Linked DNA regions of Homo sapiens: region 1 is linked to region 2. Evidence: read pairs that join two places in POLR2A ChIA-PET (ENCODE). Cell type or tissue: PC-9. All regions are shown on one strand. Links, peaks and the distances in the headings refer to the core of each region. The heading gives the core; the rest is flanking DNA.

What was found. ChIA-PET counts read pairs that join two places held together with the same protein. Peaks named below come from ENCODE experiments on the same cell type or tissue, not always from the same donor. Only the 100,000 strongest peaks of a DNase experiment are listed, where the experiment ranks them.
Region 1: POLR2A ChIA-PET joins it to region 2 with 6 read pairs; 6 of 35 experiments call an interaction of 5 or more read pairs at or near these places.

The regions. Positions count from the first base shown.
Region 1 is chr11:128,395,314-128,405,457 of GRCh38, forward strand. No RefSeq gene overlaps it. Among named protein-coding and RNA genes, the nearest start is that of MIR6090, 120 kb to the right of the region's middle. In PC-9, for the core only: no CTCF peak of the experiment used is centred there; no DNase peak of the experiment used is centred there.
Region 2 is chr11:128,511,249-128,521,149 of GRCh38, forward strand. All of the region lies in intron 3 of ETS1 (ETS proto-oncogene 1, transcription factor), which reads right to left. Among named protein-coding and RNA genes, the nearest start is that of MIR6090, 6.2 kb to the right of the region's middle. In PC-9, for the core only: no CTCF peak of the experiment used is centred there; a DNase peak (open chromatin) is centred at 6,674; H3K4me3 peaks cover 1,072 bases; H3K27ac peaks cover 159 bases.

The DNA of each region.
Region 1 (10,144 bases), core at 968-8,967, 120 kb before region 2:
CAGCTTTTACTAACACCATGATGAACTCTGCCCCCCACTACAGTTTCACGCTGCGTTTCACACTATGTTCTGCAAGCACCTGATGACTTGAAGCCTCACAAAGGCATCATCCTTTGCCTTCAAGATGTGGCCTCTGTTTCTCCTTTCACTACTGGTGTGCTACCCTGCCCTCTCTTCCCAGTTAATTCTTACTCATCCTTCTAGGCTCAGCTCAGGTGTCAGTTTATCCAAAAGGTAACAATGATGTCTCCTCCCCATAGGTTATGTGTCCCTCCCATCAGCTCCCAAAGAATGTCTCAGATTTTCCCAACACACCCTTCACACACTTAACATTGTAATTATCTGGATATTTTTCTTTCTCGTTTACTATATTGAGAAGGCTAAGAGGGAATGGAGTCACGTTACAATTGTTTTGGAGCCTAGCTCAATGCACAACGTACAAGTGCTCAAGAAATGTGGAAAGAAGAAATTAACTGTTTTTGTATAAAGGAGGGAGAGGTCAATTCTGGAGTAGGGAATCAGAGAGGGCTTCACAGAAACTATTGAATTGAATCTTGAAGAATTAACGTAAATTCACCAGATGGACAAGTTTCAGAAAAAAACTTTCCAGGAAAAACAAACAGTACATACAAAACCAAAAAGAAAGAAAACAAACATTCAAAGAAATGTAAGTATTTAACATGTCTGGGGTATAAATTGCGATGATTAAAATTTGGCTATGATTAAGAAGTTCACCCTCACCAATGTGAATGGGCATCATCCAATCCACTGAAGGTCCAAGTAGAACAAAGAGACAGAGGGAGGGTAAATTCTTTCTCTTTTTTAGAGCTAGGACATCCAACTCTTCCTACCCTAGGATATCAGAGCTTCAGGTTCCTGGGCCTTTAGAATCCAGGACTTAACACTGGTGCCCACCCCCCTTCCAGCACTACTTCTACCCCCAGCCTCATTGCCACCCTGGGTTCTCAGGTCTTTGGACTCAGTCTAAATTACACCACTGGCTTTCCTCATTCTCAAGTTTGCAGATGAAATATCATGGGACTTCCTGGCTTCCATAATCACATGAGACAATTGCCCTAATAAATCACCTCTTATATATTTATATATAGCCCCTTGGTTCTGTTTCTCTGCAGAACACTGACTAATACATAGATTATCAAGTGGTAAAGTAGCAAGAGATGAGGTTGGAGAAATACACATGGAGTAAACCATGGAAGGGGTAATACATTTGCATCGTATCCTATAGGCGTGTAATAGAGAATATAATCCTTACCGTTTCCCTCGCCAGCATATGCACAAGAGATAATTCTAATAGTGTGCTAACACAACACAACATGAAAAGCAAATCTACTGTACAGAAAATAATCTATATTTTGAAACTAAATAGGTACAACTTTGAAGTATTCACTAGTTTTGATGATCTACTCAATTTCAGCAACACAGGGGATAATGGGACTTATTTAGGGAAAAAAAAATTGTTTAAGCTCCACCTGAATTAGGTCGTCAGACCCTGAGGTCCAGGCATGCATGTTTTGAAAAAAATCTTCACAAGTAATTTCAGTATGCACACACACACACTAACACACACACACACACACACACACACTACTCAAACAAACTGGGCTTAGGGGAACACATGCTCTCTAAATCCATTGTCCTGTCATTTGTCTTCACTGATGTGTTAGTTCTTTAAAATGCCTGGTTTCGAACTTTGCAAAATGATGCATTTTTCCCTGGCTTACTCTTCGTTCTCAAACTAGGTTTTAACACAACCCATTTGATATAGAAAGAAGCTGTCTGAGACAGACTGCCAAGGTCAGAGCAAACAAATGTAATCCTGAGAACCGAAAGATGGATGCATGTTCAAGGGAGATGTGATTCTCCTTCTCTTGTTTGTGAAGAGCCATTAGACAAATAAACCGTTGGGACAAGTCTAGAGGTGTTGGACCAGGCGCACTCTGCTAGTGTGATGATCAATGACGGACACCAGCCAGCTGTCAGCAGAGGCTGCAGACCAGAGGGAAGGGCTGATCCTCACTCCTTCCTCAGCAGGGACCACCAGCCTCTTGCATAGTCAGGGACTCAGCAAATCAAGTTTTCCTCCATAGGTTAAAGCTAAACTTTAAACATATCTTCCATTGTTGATTGTTCACTCAGTCCCAGGATTAGGAGCGTCCAATATACTTGCAGTATTCTATAGTTCTGAACTCTAATCAAGATAAATAACTGTATGGTTATGAGTAGTGACAGGAACCATCAGGGAAATGCAAATCAAAATCGAAACGAGATACCACCTAACACCCACAAGGATGACTGGAATCAAAAATATAGACAATAACCAGTGTTGGGGAGGATATGAGAAAATTAGGACCCTGATACATCCTAGTGAGAATATAAGATGGTACAGCTGCTTTGAAAAGTCTAGAAGTTCCTTAGAAGTTTAAACATAGTTACCAAATGACCCAGCAATTCCATGGAGGTAGATACCTAAAAGAAACGAAAACATATGTCCACACAAAAACTTGTAAAAGAATGTTGACAGCAGCTCTGTTCATAATAACCAAAAAGTGGAAACAACTCAAAGGTTCATCAACTGATGAATGGACACAGCTTGTGTGGTACAGAAATATATATATATATATATATATATATATATAATATTGTATATCTATTTATTATGTATTGTATATATCTATGTGTATATATAATCATTTGCACATAACATTTCAGTCAATGACCAACCGCAGTGCTCCCATAAGATGATAATACTGTATTTTTACTGTACCTTTTCTCTGTTTAGATACACAAATACTTTCCATTGTGTTACAATTGCCTACAGTATTCAGTACAGTCACATGCTGTACATGTCTGTACCCTAGGAGCCATAGGCTATACCATATAGTTTAGGTGTGTAGTAGGCTGTACCACCTAGAGTTGTGTAAGTACACTCTAGGATGTTTGCATACTATAATATTGCCTAATGACACATTTTTCAGAATGTATCCCTGTTTTTTTGTTGGTGGTGGTGGTGGTTTTTTTTTTTTTTTTTTTTTTTTTTTTTTTTTTTTTTTGAGACAGAGTTTTGCTCTTGTTGCCCAGGCTGGACTGCAGTGTTGCGATCTCAGCTCACTGCAACCTCCACCTCCCGGATTCAAGCGATTCTCCTGCCTCAGCCTCCCAAGTAGCTGCAATTACAGGCATGCGCCACCACCCCCAGCTAATTTTGTATTTTTAGTAGAGACAGGGTTTCTCCACATTGGTCAGACTGGTCTCGAACTCCTGACCTCAGGTGATCTGCTCACCTCGGCCTCCCAAAGTGCTGGGATTACAGACATGAGCCACTGTGCCCAGCCAAATGTATTCCTGTTTTTAAGTGATGCATGACTACTGTATATGTGGAGGTGGGGAGACAGAAACAGAGACAGAGAGAGAGAGAGAGAGAGAAATACTGAGACCTAGAAAGCTTGAATAACTCATTTCAAGTCAAGAGCAACTTAATGGTAAACTTGGATCAAAACACAAAACACTATTCTTTTTAGTCCTGTATTGTTTCCACTATATCACAATACAGTGTTCAATAGTTCTCTTTAAATCACATACCAGGAGCTAAATTTACTGAAGTATTACAAAACCACCAAATGAGCTTTCACAGGAGACCTAAAAGAGGAAATTAAAGATGCAAATAGTTTAAGAAAAATCTGTGTTTGATTCAGAAACTTAAAACCAGTTTCTTCAAAAACTTGTTAAAAGAGAAAGAAACAGGCATTTTTACCCAAAGAAAGAAATACCATATTCTAGAGATTCACTAAATAATTTTTATGATTCTCTATGCTACTTTCAAGAAACTCTGACTTCAGTTATGTAGACTAAGGTGACAAGAACCATTTATGTAATCAACTGTAATTACATGAAATTCTCTCTTTAGCACATGGTACCCACTGAATGTGGCACAAAAGAGGATATGATCAGTTGATTCAGGATGATGTCATTTCCATGATTCTAAACCAAGAATCTTCAAGAAAGCCTGGGCTGCAAGTTCCAGGGTCAAATTGCAGACTGCTTGCAGAGAGTGGCTCTGCTATTCCAAGAACCTCAGATGGCTCACTGGAGTGATCTGCTTTAGATAGTGTGATCATATGTCTTGAAATTTCCATGACAGTCTTGTTTATACATGTTGCTCCAGAATATTTATTATAGTGCTCTCTTTCACAATCAGAGGTGTTCCGCTTTGAATGGTGAGTTATAAAATAGTTACCCTAGCCATGTGGAGTGTGCTCGCTCACTTAACATTCAACATGCAGTAAGCCACTTTCACACATGGCCCTGTGCTCACGACTTAATAGAGGTTATTAGGCAAACCCAGCTTCACTCTGCTAAAGGTATTTTATTTTAAAATTACTCAAAGCCTGTCTGAATTCCACCCTAACTCCATAACAGACATTGGGTGCCTTCAGGAAATTACTTAGCTTCCCTCTGGTTTATTCATGTTTACTATGAAATGGGAATAATTGCATCAGTCTTACCACACCAGGTAATAAATAATGGTCGAGGAAGTAATTAGGCTTAGAAGCTGGATAGAAACTAAGATGCCTAAGTACTAATTAGGAATACAGCTGAGTAGATTGTGGTTGATGGCCGTCCAAATGAATATGTCACCTCTAATTTCTGCCTTGTTTCTTGTCTTATTTTAATTGTATCTATCTTCTAAGTGTCTTATCTTTACAAAGTACCAATCCTGAACCAACGAGGTTAGATGCTTAATTTTTCTCGTGTTTTGCTGGGCATTTGCTGGCTCTAACAGCAAAGGGGCATTAACCTAACCAAAAATAAAATGGTTTCATATCATTATAAAAATTATTCTGTCAGTGTGAAATGCCATAACAAAAAAGCTTGTATATGTTGATGTCATATATATATATTTATATTTATGTATTCATTTATTCTTATTTTACATATATAGTTATTTGTGGATAAGCAGTTTTGGTGAAGAATAGCTAGTATGTTTTTGAGTAGTGTCAAGGCCTATACTTTTGAGCTATTTTCTAACTCCAAACAGATCTAGAATCAATTAACCTTTACCAAGGGCCTGCTATATTTCAGGGTCTGGACTGAACAGACGATTATGTCATTGAATCTTCATTGAATTCCTGCATAATGGATATTCTGATTCTCATTTTGCAGGTGAGTTACCTAAAATTTAGAAAGAAAAAAGTAATTTACTCAAAGTCACATAAGTAATAAAGGAAATAAAATTAAAACTCGTCTTCTAACTTCAAAACTAGTTCCCTGTGCAACTACAGTATATGCCAACAGGCATGGTTGCTGAGAGAAGCAACTGAGGTGAAGAGGTAGCCACCAGATGGACCATGCATATTTTTCATATTAAAATGATTAAATCTCTTGCAACGAGAATGGCCTATAAATAATAAGAAGCTTTTTCTCCATGTACTACTCTATTTGCAGATCCTTAGAAGTCCGGATTCTATTTTTAATTCTTTATGTTTTTCTGGTTACAGAATTCCTATATAATTAAAATGAGAAAAGCAAGGAAAAAAGGAAACTATTCCTTGGAATTTCTTTCATGCTCTGTTCCCAGCCTGTGTGTGTATTTTTTAGTGTGTTTTTAAAAGGTTGCATTGACTCAGCAACAGGATAGCCAGCTACGTGACAGTTCATCTCTGGTTTCTATTACCCGTGATGAATGCCAGGGATCGTGTTTATACTCTTGAGTCTATACACCAGTTATGGTCTTAGGGAATTTGGTTGCGGCTCTGATTAAAAAAAAAAAAAAAAAAAAGTGTGGGGGTGAGGGGTTTGGACAGGAGGCCAAGAAGCTAAGCAGGGAGCTGCAGGCATTTCACAAGCTGTTGGGGTGCAGGGTGATGGGCCCATGAAAGAGTGACTCCCTAGTCCTGGATTCTGAGTGCAAAGTATAGCCTTCTCTGTTCTTGATGCTACCAGACTGTATTCAGGAACACTTAAGAGAAATGATGGAAGTCAGAGCTGAAAGCTGTGTCCTCGCCAGATCAGTGGAAGGGCACGACAATCATTCAGCTAACGAAGGAAACTCCTTGGCTAGCCATGAGTTCATTATAACCAAAAGTGGGAGTGGGCAGGATGGGGTGTTGAGGGATACATGAATTGTTGAGCAACTGCTTTGGAAGGGCACCAAACTTCATGTTTGTTCCCTTGCACACTTGTCCTTTCCATAATTCATAGAATAATTCTATCTAAAGGTTAATATAGACCTTGAAGTTCTCCTAGCCCAGCCCCCACTTCACGTTTGAATGTTTTCTATCACATCTCACCAAACATCATGCCTGGGTAAGTCCAGGAATAAATAACTCATTGCTTCCTGAGCCATCCCAGCTCATTTTGAGGCAACTCTAACTATTTGAAAAACCATCATTCATTTATTCAATAAATATTTATTAAATGCCAACTAAGTGCCCAAGCCTGGTTTTAGATGATAGAAAAAAAAAGTAAACAAACAAGCACCCCGCACGCCCCCACCAAAAAAATCCCTACTTTCATGAAGTTTGCTTTTCTTACACTAAGCCAAGCTAAAAGTTGATCTTACCTAACCTTCTTCCTCACTGAGCTACTTACAACCCTCTAGGTCCTCTCATTAGGCATGGGAAAAGTGCTTAGTTCTTCTCCCATGTAAATATTTAAAGACACTGGTAGTACCCCGTTTGGCCTTGTCTTTTTAGTTCCTACATTTATCCATAGTTACATGTTTTCAAGGCTCTTCACTACACCGGCTCCAAATTTCTGGGCTTGTTCTGCTTCGTTGTTCTTCCTTTTCAAGTGCAATCCTCAGAAGTTAATCAGCTACTCCAGATGAGTTCTGACCAGCACAGAATATAGCAGCGGCATCATTACCTTGTTCTAGTTCTCGGATGTCCATTAATACAATCTGAGTTTAAGTTGCCATTTTTGATTTCACAAATCACTGCTGATGCACATGAAACTCAGCTAATTTTTTCAACCCTGTTATTATGTAAGATACTTACTTAGATTGGAAATAGGTCCACAGCAACCAGCAACAACCACACTGCTCATGAGATTCTCCTGAAAAACAAGCTCAGCCTCCCTCAAAGAGAGCTACGGGACATTTTCAGCCAGCCTGAAGACCACAAGTGTGCCTGGTGCCAGCCAGAATTGTCTTCCATTGAGAGAATTTGCAGATTCTAGTAAATCTCAAGTCTAAACCTCAGCTAAATTATTTAGAAACAATGAGCAAGGGCAGCTCTAACTTGGCCCAATATCTGCAATAATAAAAGTTAATACATTTTGAGCACTGCATACATTATCTAATTTAATCTTCACAACATCCTTTTGAGGTGGGTACTAATTTTACCAGGACCTTGATTTTGGGATGAGAAAATGAAAGCTTATTGAGATTAATCCCTTGCCCAAACTTAGACAGATTTTAAGGGCAAGTAGGACTCAAATATAGATGAGTGGACTCCAAAGCCCATGTACCTAACCACTCTAATCACCAGACTTCTCATTTTCATTGCTAACCTGTCAAGCAATGTTGCTTGAGAGGGAAGGAGATGCATTCCCCCAACACATTATTCTTTCTAAATTTTTTAAGAAATGTTAATAATCAAGCTTAGAAACAAGCAAAAAAAAATGACTCCACAGACATATTAGCTTGGGAGGGATCAAGTTGGTTTCTCCCACAGGTTCTGAGAAGCAGGGAGGCTATCTGGGATCCTCTCATAAAAAATCCTTCTGATTCTGATTCTGATGTCCACCTCACAAGTCAAATGGGGAACTGAGCTTGACAACAAATAGCCGCTTTCTTATTTCTACTCCTTTCCCATAATTTTCAACAGGAGATGACTATGTTTTATCTAATGATCTGACTCTGTGGAGTGGTCTCTAGGTTGCACCCCCCCCCCCCCCGAGTGTGAGCTAATGGAAATGTTTTGGAGACCACTGATCCAACTTGCTCTAGAGTTAGGGCTGGCCCCCTCCATCCAAAACACTCAAGGGCCCTGATATCTTAGTCTGCTCAGTACAAAGCCACACAATCTGACTCTACCCTGCCCAGGCAATAGTGCAGTCCTAAACACTGTCCTCTGACTTCAGGTAGCTCATGTACCAGGGAGAGACCTTTCAAAGACCGGTGAGAATACCCAACTGACCAGTGATTAAGAAAGGGAAATTTCAGATTCTTGCACAGTGAATACACAGTTGAGCCAAGTACAGAATTTTGATTTTCTCCTCTCTGCTTATGGATAATTCATTCTTTTATTTCTTCATCTATATGTGAAAATTTGTTTTCCTTATATTTTCTGTGTTGCTTCTATTCCTATCAGGCTTTCCTGTACACACTGTGTAACTCCAACAGAAACAACCTGAACTCCTAAGGATACAATTGAAACTATTAGTTTGCTATAACTTTTCTATTTGATTTACCAAGATACTCTCCCTATAGCCAAAATAATTATATAGCAATCTATGTTGTAGCAAAAGGAAATAAACAACGGTGTTTCTTAAACACTTACATAGAGAGTTTAGATGTATTTTTTAACCTTCTTTTCTCTTTTTCATCTAATTTAAGGTGAGATTCCAGGATCTTTCTCATGAAAGATCCCCAGAGAATGTGCCTGCTAAACTTGATAGAGTCACAAAGCTAGGTTACAAAAGAGAGCAAATTAAATTTAGACCCAAAAGTGTTGATACCACATATACTGACGCATTTCTTCAACAGTTTTCCTTTGTTTATTTATTCAGGGCACTAGAGAAGGTGCTCTAATCTTTTAATAACAGACTCAATCTGCCATTGTCAAAATTATCAACAAAAATAATAAAATGGGTTAAATACAACCACAAAAATTCACTGTGAGAACCAACATTTCTTTCTACTTGAAAATTCCTTCAATTTAGGTGGTAAAAAATTATCTGGATATCTAGAAAGGTACAACTTTAAGTCACCTTTCAGAGTACTAATCCCAGAGTAGTATTTTATTTTAAGGGAAAGAACCTCACAGGGGACAAGAACGCCACAGGGAATTCACTGCAGACTCCAAAATCTGCCAGTTCCTGGAAGGATGGGTTAGTCCCAGCAGTACTGCAGATGATCTAAGAGCATCCCCGCCTTAGGGGAGCTGAGAGGGTGGCATTGACAGCTTCAGTGGAGTCAAGATGGTCCACAAAGGTACAGTCAATGGTGACAGCAGTGAAGAGTGGTTCAGTTGAGCCATTCACATGTAGCTTTTCAGTCTGAATGTAGACAGCTTTTGACTCTTAACCCATGGGATGCAAGTTCCCTGCAGGATGAGGATGAAAAGATACTGGGGAAATAAAAGGCCATGTGATAAGCATCATGAGAAAGGACAAAGCATGTGCTGAAAGGCTTTCAAAGCCACTTCTGATGAAAGTGATCGGGAAGAAGTAGCATTGGAAATGGATGTTGAAAGATAGGTTTGATTTCAACATAGGGTATGGGGGAGGGGGTCACTCTATACAGAAAGTGAGTAAAGTTGGGGAGTGCAAGAATGTTCACAGCACCTACAATTTGTCCAAATGGTTGAAAAACATGCAGAGAATGAGTTGATGTAAGAAAATGACCAGACCAAGGAAAGAATCACTTGGCATATAATGTTAATTTTTTGAAATTTTATTTAATATATAGGATTTGTAAAGATCTTTCTGTAGCAATTTTTTAAGGTCTTCCTTCCTTCCCCCTTTTATACCTCCCTTTAGGCTATAAGTTGCTGAAATAAAGGGAAATATGTTTTTATCTTTTATACCTTCCTAAGCCTCTAGAATAAAGTTTGGTTTGAAAAAGTCAGTAAAATCCAGCAAGCACAGGTACCAACATTATAAAGATGATTCATACATGGTTCCAGGCTTCCCAACTAGTGGAAGAGGCAGAGCTAGAAACAGATGAGTTCAATGTCATCTTTTAAAATGATGGTTATTCATAGGATGCTTGGAAATGCAGAGGGGCACTAAATATTTATGCTCAATAAATAGTTGTGGCCTCGCTGTGTGGGAGTGTTTGGAGATCTAAAGGTAGCATGAGATGTACAAATGTGGAGTTTAGTTTTAAAGAGACCACCAAGAATTGCTTCATTTATGAGTGGCCCTGGCCCTGCCACTGATTAGCTCCATGAACTTGAGC
Region 2 (9,901 bases), core at 1,794-9,793:
GCCTTATAGTTCAGAATAGGTAAACAAAAATTGGACATCTATTATTTTCAAATCTCTTTAGATTAAAAGAAAAAAAAATGTATTTCTCAAAGTCCAAAGTCAACCTTCTCCAAAGGGAAACTGCATGTCTGTCTAGTAACCTATAGGATCATTCACACTTTTTTTTCCTTGAGAAGGAACTAACTTGCCAGCCTACCAACAATTTTGCCAGTGCCTTGGCATCAGGCATATCTGCACAACCTTTCCAGAGCCTATATCATAGTGATCTGTTCAAGCTGCTCAAAGCTCAGTAATCATACTAATCTGTGCATAGTGACCAGTGCTACCTGCTCAAAGCTCAGTAATCAGCCAGCTATGTGGGACTTGTTATAGATGCATAAAATATGTGGGTGAAATCTACCTCCACCAAAAGAGAAAAGAATGCCTTGTTGACACTTTGATCTCAAGCTAACGTTTATTAATAACATCATTATTATATTTAAGTGAATGTACTAGATACTCATCGAATCAAAGAAATGTTTAAAATCCATGTGGCTGAACTCAAATGTCAGGGGATTTGGAGAAACTGACTGGAGCTTCATGTTCTAACTCTCCGCTTATTTGCCCTGGAACCTTGGGAGGGTAACTTGGCATCGGTGCACTGCACTTTCCTTATTTGTAAAATATTGGTAACTCTAAGGATTACCATGAGCTCAAATGTGGTGAAGTCACATGGCAAACTGTAAAATGCTACCAGATATAGCCAAGTATTAAGATGAACTAGCAAACAATATGCACAAACGGACCTTAGTATTTCCCCCAAATTCCACAAACACCCAAATATTTCTGAGAATTCTGAAAACAACAGACATGGAATTTTCAAGTTAGCTACAGCTGGGTTTGAATCTGAACTCCTCCACTCAGCAGCTTTGCAACCTTGGGCAAGTCGTTTAATCTCAGTTTCTTCATCTATGAAATGGCAATAATAATGCTTCACTATTGGGGCGAAATAATGAGGATACTGGCACAAAGTTTGCGCCCAATAACTATCAGAAAATAAACAGAACATGAGGAAAAAAGAAAAGATGGATGGAGATGAGAAGTGCTTACACAAGCACCAGTAGATAAACTCTACACTGTCATCAATGATCGTTTTCCTTGTTTTTCCCCCAAAAACTGGCATGCTGAACTTAGGTCCCTGCTTTGGAAAGAGAAGGGTAACTGCGACAGACCTTTCTCAAAATGCAGAAATAACATCAATCAGATGAGACTTCAGATAACCCCCATGTGCGGGCACCGCTCTTCCACCGCCGCCACAGCCCAGTACATTTGTAGCTTCCGGGGTGGCTGGGGAAGCCAAGGCAGGTGGTTTCTTGTCCGGCTCCAACTCTGCTAAGCAGCGTGTGTCCAGTGAAGGATCAGCCGGTGGCCACCTAGACACCATTCTGTGGGCACCCAAAGCACGCAGGCCTGGCCTTTCCCTCTGTGCAAACAGCAGGCCAGGGCCCTGACTTACTGGGCCTGTCAGGAAGAGGCACTGCCGTGGCTAACAGCAGATTGCATTCTCAAGGCAGGAGGGACTGTTTCTGACCAGAGCAGCCTATCAAGAAGAGGCAGATTGGATGAAATAAGCTCATCACTCAGCCCACAGACTCGGCCTGCGGAAGCAGCTGGACTAGCTGCTTCACCTACTGAATGCTTGACTTACATCTCCCTCCTCCAGGTGAGAACCTGCACTGGAGCTGCCTTCCGCTGCAACTGCAGCAACGGCTCATGGAAAAGGGAAGCTGAAAGGAAGACCATGAGGAAGGTATGACTCTTGGTTCAGTGCTACCCAAGACAACATGCCTCCATTTCCCCAATGGTGAGCTAGGCTGGCAACAATTTCTAACATCTCTGTTTCTCTGTGGAAGTAGCCCTTTACCAAAGCACCCAAAATTCCTCAATGATTAAGTTGTTATTAACAGAATTTGGGGATTAGGATGCAAATCCCCATGTTGCCTACCTCTTGAATGGCAGTCTACACTCTCTCCAAGCCTTGGCTGTTTTAAATGTTACCTAAAGTCATAAGATGTCACTGTTAGGAGAAATCTGACAGGTCGTCATTCCAATGAATTTATTTGACTGATGAAGAAAATGAGGTGCATAAAAATGCAATGACTTGCCTAAGGTCACACAGACAGATACTGATGCAGAGCTGTGGCTGGAGACCAACACTCCCGACTCTCCAGCCCACATTCTCCTCACAGAGTGGATGCTGTTTATTTCATACACAATATTTATTCCTACTGGTAAGGAACAAATACGGTAAGGTCTTCCTTATCATCTGTGATTCTTCATTGCATTCTGTGCATTTATTTCGTGTCTTAATGATGTGAGACAACTGATGCATAAGGTATGGAATTAACTTAAATTTTTGGCAAAAGATATCAAATAGGAGAAATGTGTAGGTACTAGAAGTACAAAAGTCGGTTACATGGAAACTCTTTCACTGAAAATTTCCTGTGATAAATTTCTTAAAGGGTATTTCAAAATCAGACTTGGGCAGGGGCAGTGGCTCATGCCCGTAATCCCAACATTTTAGGAGGCCAAGGTGGAAAGATTGTTTGAAGCCAAGAGTTTAAGACCAGCCTGGGCAACATAGCGAGACCTCATTTCTACAAAAAAGAAAAAGAAAATCAGACTCAACAACACATTTTTATTCTGAACATGAATGATACTAATGCATCACACAACTCTAAACGCATCACACAACTCTAATTGCACACAAAAAAAGTAATTAATTGAGAACAGGTATAACACCTGGCACATAGTGGGAGACCCTAGATACTTCAAAAAACCCGTATCTACAAACACTCACCAGGCTTAGCAGATTCCTGTGCCTGACCGAGGTTATTTTCCATTTGTACCTTGAAAATATGTACCTGATTGATTTTGTCATCTTCTCTGAGGTTTAACGCTTATTCTGATAAACTGATACAGAGGTTTTAACAACAGTATGAGTAGGAGGAAAAGTAACCAAAAAAAAAAAGTTACCTATCTCATAAGCTTACTCAATAACTCTGCTCTACCCTTAAATATTCCTACTTTCAAAGGCAAAATTCATCCTGAGGTTCAAAACGCTCTTTGGGTCCTGGCCTCCTACTTCCTTCCTTCATCCCTTTCTACAAGTAAGTTTTTTTTCCTTCATGTTTATCTAAGCATCTCTTTCATTCCAAACTTGCAGCATTCTTCCCACGCTGCTCTCTATATGGAAAATAATCCTTTCCCTGTTCTTACACCTCCTTCAAATGCTTCAGAAGTGCCCCTGTTTCCCATGAAGCTGACCTATGAAACTAACTTAACACTGTTGCAAGAGAGAGCTTCACAGACACAGAAAATACCAACAGTCATTGATCCACACATATTTTCATAAATGTAAACACTGGTCCTCCTGCATTTTTTGCCATGGAAGCACCTGGAACCCAGGGAAGACTTCATCTGAGTTGTCCTGACCACCCATCTACCCATGAGGGATTTAAAGTATTCAGAAATGACCACAGGCAAGGAGTAGAAACAACAGACCCAAAACTGCCCATGGGGCCACCTGAGCCTGGAATTCCTAACCAGGTGTAATGCTTGGCCCAGATGAAAGCTTTTCCAAGAATCTATGTAATATCACTTAAATTCGTTCATCTTTAGTTTTACAATTTCCTTTCATTCATTCTTTCATACTTTCTTACTCTTCCTGTCCTCATTCTTATTCTTGTCTTTTTTTAATTCAAAAAGAATTTTGCAATTGAATCCACCATTCCTTTCCTCCCCTTCTAAAGAATTGAGGGCTTGTTTTTTATTTTTGCTTTTGTTTTTGCCCACTTTAATGGTACAAAAAGAAAACACAACATTTTTTTTGCCCCTTTTCAGCCCAAAGTAAAATTTCTTATCTTCGATAAACATTTAAACAAAACAAAACAAAAATTGCAATTGTCTTCACTTGTGTAATGAAGACACGTCCCTCTACTTCAAAGTTCATTTTATCTCTCTGTCACACACACACACACACACACGCGCGCGTGCACACTACATGCAGAGTTTACAGTTTCTCCACAGAACCTTGCAAAGCAAAAATAAATGGCTTATCACAGCTACCCAAAGCTACCAAGAGGTTTCAAATGCTTGAAGTGAACTTGTCTGAGGTTGATTTGGGTTTCTCAGACACTGAGAAACAAATTTAAAATATAATCCATGTTTGGGGGAAAACCATACTAAACTTAAAGGGCTTCAAACTCTTAATCGTGCCTTATTAGCTTACTTAGATGGTCTAAACCCTGAAATTGGCAATTGAGAGAAGATATTCTAGAAAGTACGATTGACCAAATTTAGTGTCTAACTCGGGTGGCCCTCATCTGTGGGGAGAGCCCCAGTTAATGTCTGTCATTCTGATGCAATTATTAATAGTGCCCCTTTACACTCTCAAAGGTATCCCAGTTTGGGTGGTAAATTATACGATTTTCTATCTCTACACCATTATGATCTGAAGTCCAACAGCCTTAAAATTTCTAATATTACTTTGGGTCTAAAAGCACTATCTGGGTCAATATTCCACAACTCTTAGAGACAGTACTAAATGCTACAAGAAAGAACAATTGAGAAAAGTGGAAGGGGCAGTAATAAGCCACATTTGAAGTGTCAAGTGACAGGCTTGCACCCAAGCAGTAGACACTGGAAAGCACCTGGGAAATATGACAGCGTTGGCCAAGTGATCAATAAAATATTTACGGCTTGAATAGCAATATTTTGAGCGTGTCTGTTAAGCATGGCTCTCTGCCAATGAAACCAGACCTACCACAATCCACCCTGCAGACCTATGTCTTTCTGTATCTGCATGGAGATTATACATTATACAATCAGAAGGAAAAGGGGGTGCAGATAGGCGAAGGCTTCAGAAAAGCAGCCAAGTAGAAATAGCCTGTTTATGCAATTTGGAAAACATCCACTGAAGTTTTGAAAAAGATATCATCAACCCGACAGAAAAAATAAAGCAGAAAGTAGCTAGAGACACATGACAAGTAAAAATGATAGATTTGGGAATAGCCTTGACATTCCTAACCCTGAGTTAAGAACAGCTTAACAGCTGTGAGCGAAGGGTAGACCTAGAATACTGCAAACATAGAGGCAAATGCTATCAGAGGTTCCTTGTGAGCAGGAAAATGGAGCCAAGGTTTTCATTAAGGAGCAGCTAAATAAAAACACGGAGATGATGTTGTTCATATACAAATTCCTCTCTGCGGTGACAGTGTGGGCCCAAGCATACTAACTCTTCGGGAAAATGCTCCCCATAATGCAGTAATAAAGAAACCAATGCCTTAACCTTAAACAAGTGGCAGGGGAGTGTGCCTGTGTGTGAGCCATGGGCTGGGACAGCTGGCAGGTCTGCAGGTAGACACCTGGGGCTGTCTTGTGCCAGGACAACTCCAGACCATGTGCCCTGACACATGGAATGGACTTTTTTAAAAAAAACTAAATTTTAGGGGAAAAAACGAAATTTATATGAGGCATAGGCAGCAAATGCAACTCAACTATCTATGGCCTCTCTGCAAGCAGGATAATTAAATTTTAACTGCCTTAAGAAAATGAACTAGTTTGCCAAGCTATGTCTCATCATCCTGATTATGAGAGATTCAATGCACAGCAACATCAGTGATGAAGGGGAAGAAATGGGCAGAATCTGGAGGCTCAGCGAAGGACTGACCTTGGAGGTGAACATAATCACCTTCCTACCTGTGAGAGAGCCAAGGCCATATGGAAGACGTTGCAAAAACAAGAATCCTGGTTCTCTGCCTTTCATTCTGAGGTAAGCATTGCTGGAACTTTCAAACATCTTTCTAAAGCAACACATCTGGACTGCCAGGCCTGGGGACAACCCACAGGATGGACCCTTTCCCCAAGCCGTATGAAGCACTGAGCTAACAATGAGGCCACCTGATTCAGCTCAGGGGGCTCTTGCAGAGATAGCAGGGAGCCACTGTACCTCCTGAACCCCCAAAGCACCGACCAGCATTGCCTTCTCACCTGCCTGTGTTCTAATTTCCAGAGTTTTTGAGAATAACTCAAAATTTTAGGTATAAAATGCCTACAACATCTCATCAGTTTCTAAATTTCTAGAGTGTGGCCTTAGGCCAAGTATGCATCTCTCAGAAACTCATTTTCCTCATCTGAAAAATGGAGAAAATAATACTTCCACCACACCTCAGAGTAAGTGTGAAGCATAAAAGTGCTCTTTTATCTGGCTGTGCCCAGCACACAATGCAGGCTCGATGTGTGCTTCAGAAATATCCCAACAACTTTTGAATGACAAGAACCTACCACCTTCAATGCAAGCTCATGGAATTCCACCACAGCCATGGATTATTCATTACACAAACCAGAGAGACATCTGTAATTACACTGTCACTGTAACCATTGCAGAGTTATCTGCTGTATTCTGAAACAGGGAGACTCTCCTGAAAAATCCTGACCTACACTAACCAGCTCTCAGTTTGCAGAGATTTGATGGAGCCCAGAGAGACCTGGGCTCCGGGAGGTTGACCACGAGCTGGTTTGTCTCCTGGAGGGAGGCGATGCTCCTACAGGGTGGTCTGGCCTCTTTAAGAGAAAAAAAAAGTTACACAGACAAAAAAACAGCAACACAAACCAACCAAAAATGCCAGGAATGCAAGCTCTGCCAACCAAATAAATAAATAAAATAGGAGATGCTTTATAATAACTGGACATGATGCATTTCTCAGCCCTGCATAATTGAAAACTTGACTTTTCCATCAACCCTGCAAATGTTCCCCTTGCCTCTAGACTTGGTAGCCTTCCTGCTCTGAGGTAACAATGACAATCTCCATCACCCAAAGTAACTGGCAACCCCCTCCCTGTGCCTCCAACAGTGAGAGCTGGACTTCAAGACACTCTCTGAAAGTTACCTCTCACTATTTGCTCCCTGGAGAACAGAATGAAGTTTCACGGGCATGGGATCTCAGCTAAGCAGGTGAAAAGGTCCTCCTTAACTTTACTCTTCTTTCCCTCTAAAATAATAGATTATCAGGAGGTACATAACACAGCCACCTTATCTTCTAACAAACATTCAAGGGCCTCTGAAAATTCTACACTGATCAGGATCATTTTTTGTTGACTTGCTCTGTAGTTAACTGCTAAATAGTATTTATTATGGATCAGGCACTGTTTTAAGATTTTGCACATATTCATAGATTTAATCCTGATATTCATCCTATGAAGTAGAATGATTGTACTCATTTTATAGATGCAGAAGCTGGAGCACAGAGAGATTAAGTCATTTGTCCAAAGTCACACAGCTGCTAAGTGGCCGAGCTGAGATTCAAATCCAGACAGGCTGGCTCCAGAGTCTCTGCTCTGAACCATAGAGCTCTTTAGTCTCTAATGGAGTATGGTCGGCGGGGATCTGGGAGCACAGTGAGCAAGTGATCTAATAGACTGGGCAGCTCTGCCCTTCTTTCTTGTCTACACTGATGAAGAAACAAAGACTGACCAAGCTGAGCAAGGACAAAGCTTCTTCCTATCTCTAAGTATAACGCATGTTCCCGATGGATGTACACCCTCTGCTGAGGGCGGGTGGGGTGAGAGGCTGATCCTTTTATTCTTATAGAACAGCAAGTATCCAGGATTAGAGCTCCTGCTCTTATCTGGACATTAAGCTCACCTCACCAAGAAGGTAGAGCAGAGTGTTGAAGGAAAGGAAAAATTAAGTGGCTTGGGAATGTGTTGGCTTTGGCACCTGGCCCCTTCACAGCAGGCTCCACCAGGAGAGAACCAGGAGTGAACCCAATGGCTATATTTGTTTTTAAGCTATTTAAGATCCTTGCAATCACACTGTTGCAATCAAATAGCATATCCCACCTTACTCTTACACTTGCAAGGAAAAGTCAATTCTACTGTTATTTCAGAGTATATGTTAATTTAGCACTTAACGCTGTCAAACTCCTGTGAAGTCTCAAAATAGAATAAAAGTGCATAAAGGTTCTTGGTCAGGTCCTAGCCAGGAAAACAAATAATCCAGGTCTTGCGGCTCCTGTTTGGACACCCCACTTTCTTACTGCCTCTCTTTGGCACTCATGAATTTGGGAGGGGGTGGGGAGAAAATTCTGGTTTAATCATTTAAGCCAGATAAGATCCCACACTAGCTGTCTCCACACATAAGAAACTAAGCAACCCAAAGAAATCATTCTGACAAATATTTAAGTCACAGCTGTGGATAAAAAGCTACGCTGTGAGAAGTTAAACTTTAAACACATGTCCTATATGGTCTGATGGGCAAGGCAAATCCGCACTTAGCCAATGTCTTGTCCTTCCACTAACAAAAGCAGACAGCCCTGGCCAGAAACACCGTTTCTCCCATCCTTGCTTTGCACCTGCAAGTTAAGTCTCAGCTGAGGTTTCTTTGCTGAGCTTTTGGAAGGTATCTTGCAACATTACTCAAAGCAATATACATTGCGAAGTTAGAAACAGGAATTGATTGTACTTCAGCCACTGGCTCACTACATATTTTTATGTCAATTATTTACCTTTCCTGTGACTCTATTTTCCTCTCTGAGGTATGGGCATAATGTTCGCATATAAGCAACTAAAGGTCCAGAAAAAAAAAAGTTGATTATAGTCTATATATTTTTTCAAGTTTTTGTCTTTATTTTTTCCAAGATAATAAATAATGGTGCTAGAAATCAAACCTCTTTACAATGAATGGCAGAAGACTGCCCAATTTCTTTGGCCAGTTGAAATTTTGTTGTATCGAAGTTCACATACAAAAGATGACCAATGGCTTGGAAATCTTTTTTGAAAAAGAAAGCCATTGCAAATATGCTTATTATAATGGACGCTGACTGTAGCGTTAGGCCTTATTGTTCCCATTTTACAGAATAGAAAGCTAAAGAAAGTTACTTGCCCAGAGCTTATTTTTAATCAGTAACTGAAATGACGGCACCATATACATTGTCTCTAATATTTAATATTAAATTACCAAAAAAATTGCCTCAGCTGTTCACTGTGATCTGAAACATGTGTTGCCAGGGCTCTTTTTCATTCCCAGGATGAAAGATCCCTTGTAGGTATGTGGACTGACATATCGACACGATATTTCCCAGATGACCAAATCTGTCTCTTCCCCCATAAACACCCATAACAACACATATAAACAAGCTGTTCTTAAGGAAAGGACCTATTAGTTGAGTTTATATCTTTGATGTGAACTATCTTTTCACTTCTATATATGGTTTCAATCAACTGACAAACAGAACTCATTCTAGCTTCCTCGAACCCCCAAACACAACCATCATAGAAACAGCATTTCTGAATTGTAGGCCTAAGTGCCTTAAATGTCTCCATGGTTCCAGCTGCGCTCTCAGCATTGCTCCCACCACCATCATCCTTGCGAGGAGACAAAATCTCAGCCTTCTGTGCACAGCAGCCCTGGAGCTGAATGTCAGGGGACCCAGAGGGAGGGGACGTGACCTACATGTCTTTATTAATATTTCTGAAGGACCTCAGAATGACAAAACATCAGTATGGTTGTGCTGAAAGTTTAAGCAGCGTAAGAAAGGGTTAAAGTAAGCAATAAATTATGGCAGAGGCAAAGAAGTGTTAACCACAGGGGGCAGCAACTAAACTTATTGATAATCAGATACAACAGAGGAGCCTGTTCTTGAAATTAATTATTTTCCAGGGTGCACTGCCTTCTCCCTAGATCTTTCTATATACTTTCACCTCCAAAATCACTCATCTCTAAGGATAGCTGGCAGTGCCTTATCCTAAAAGAAAGCATCTTTCCCTCTCAAACTACATTTGTTTCAGAAATTCTGTAAGGCCAGACTCTCTTAAGTTGCTTAGCACCAATATTTGTGTCAAAGACAAAAAAAAAAAAAAT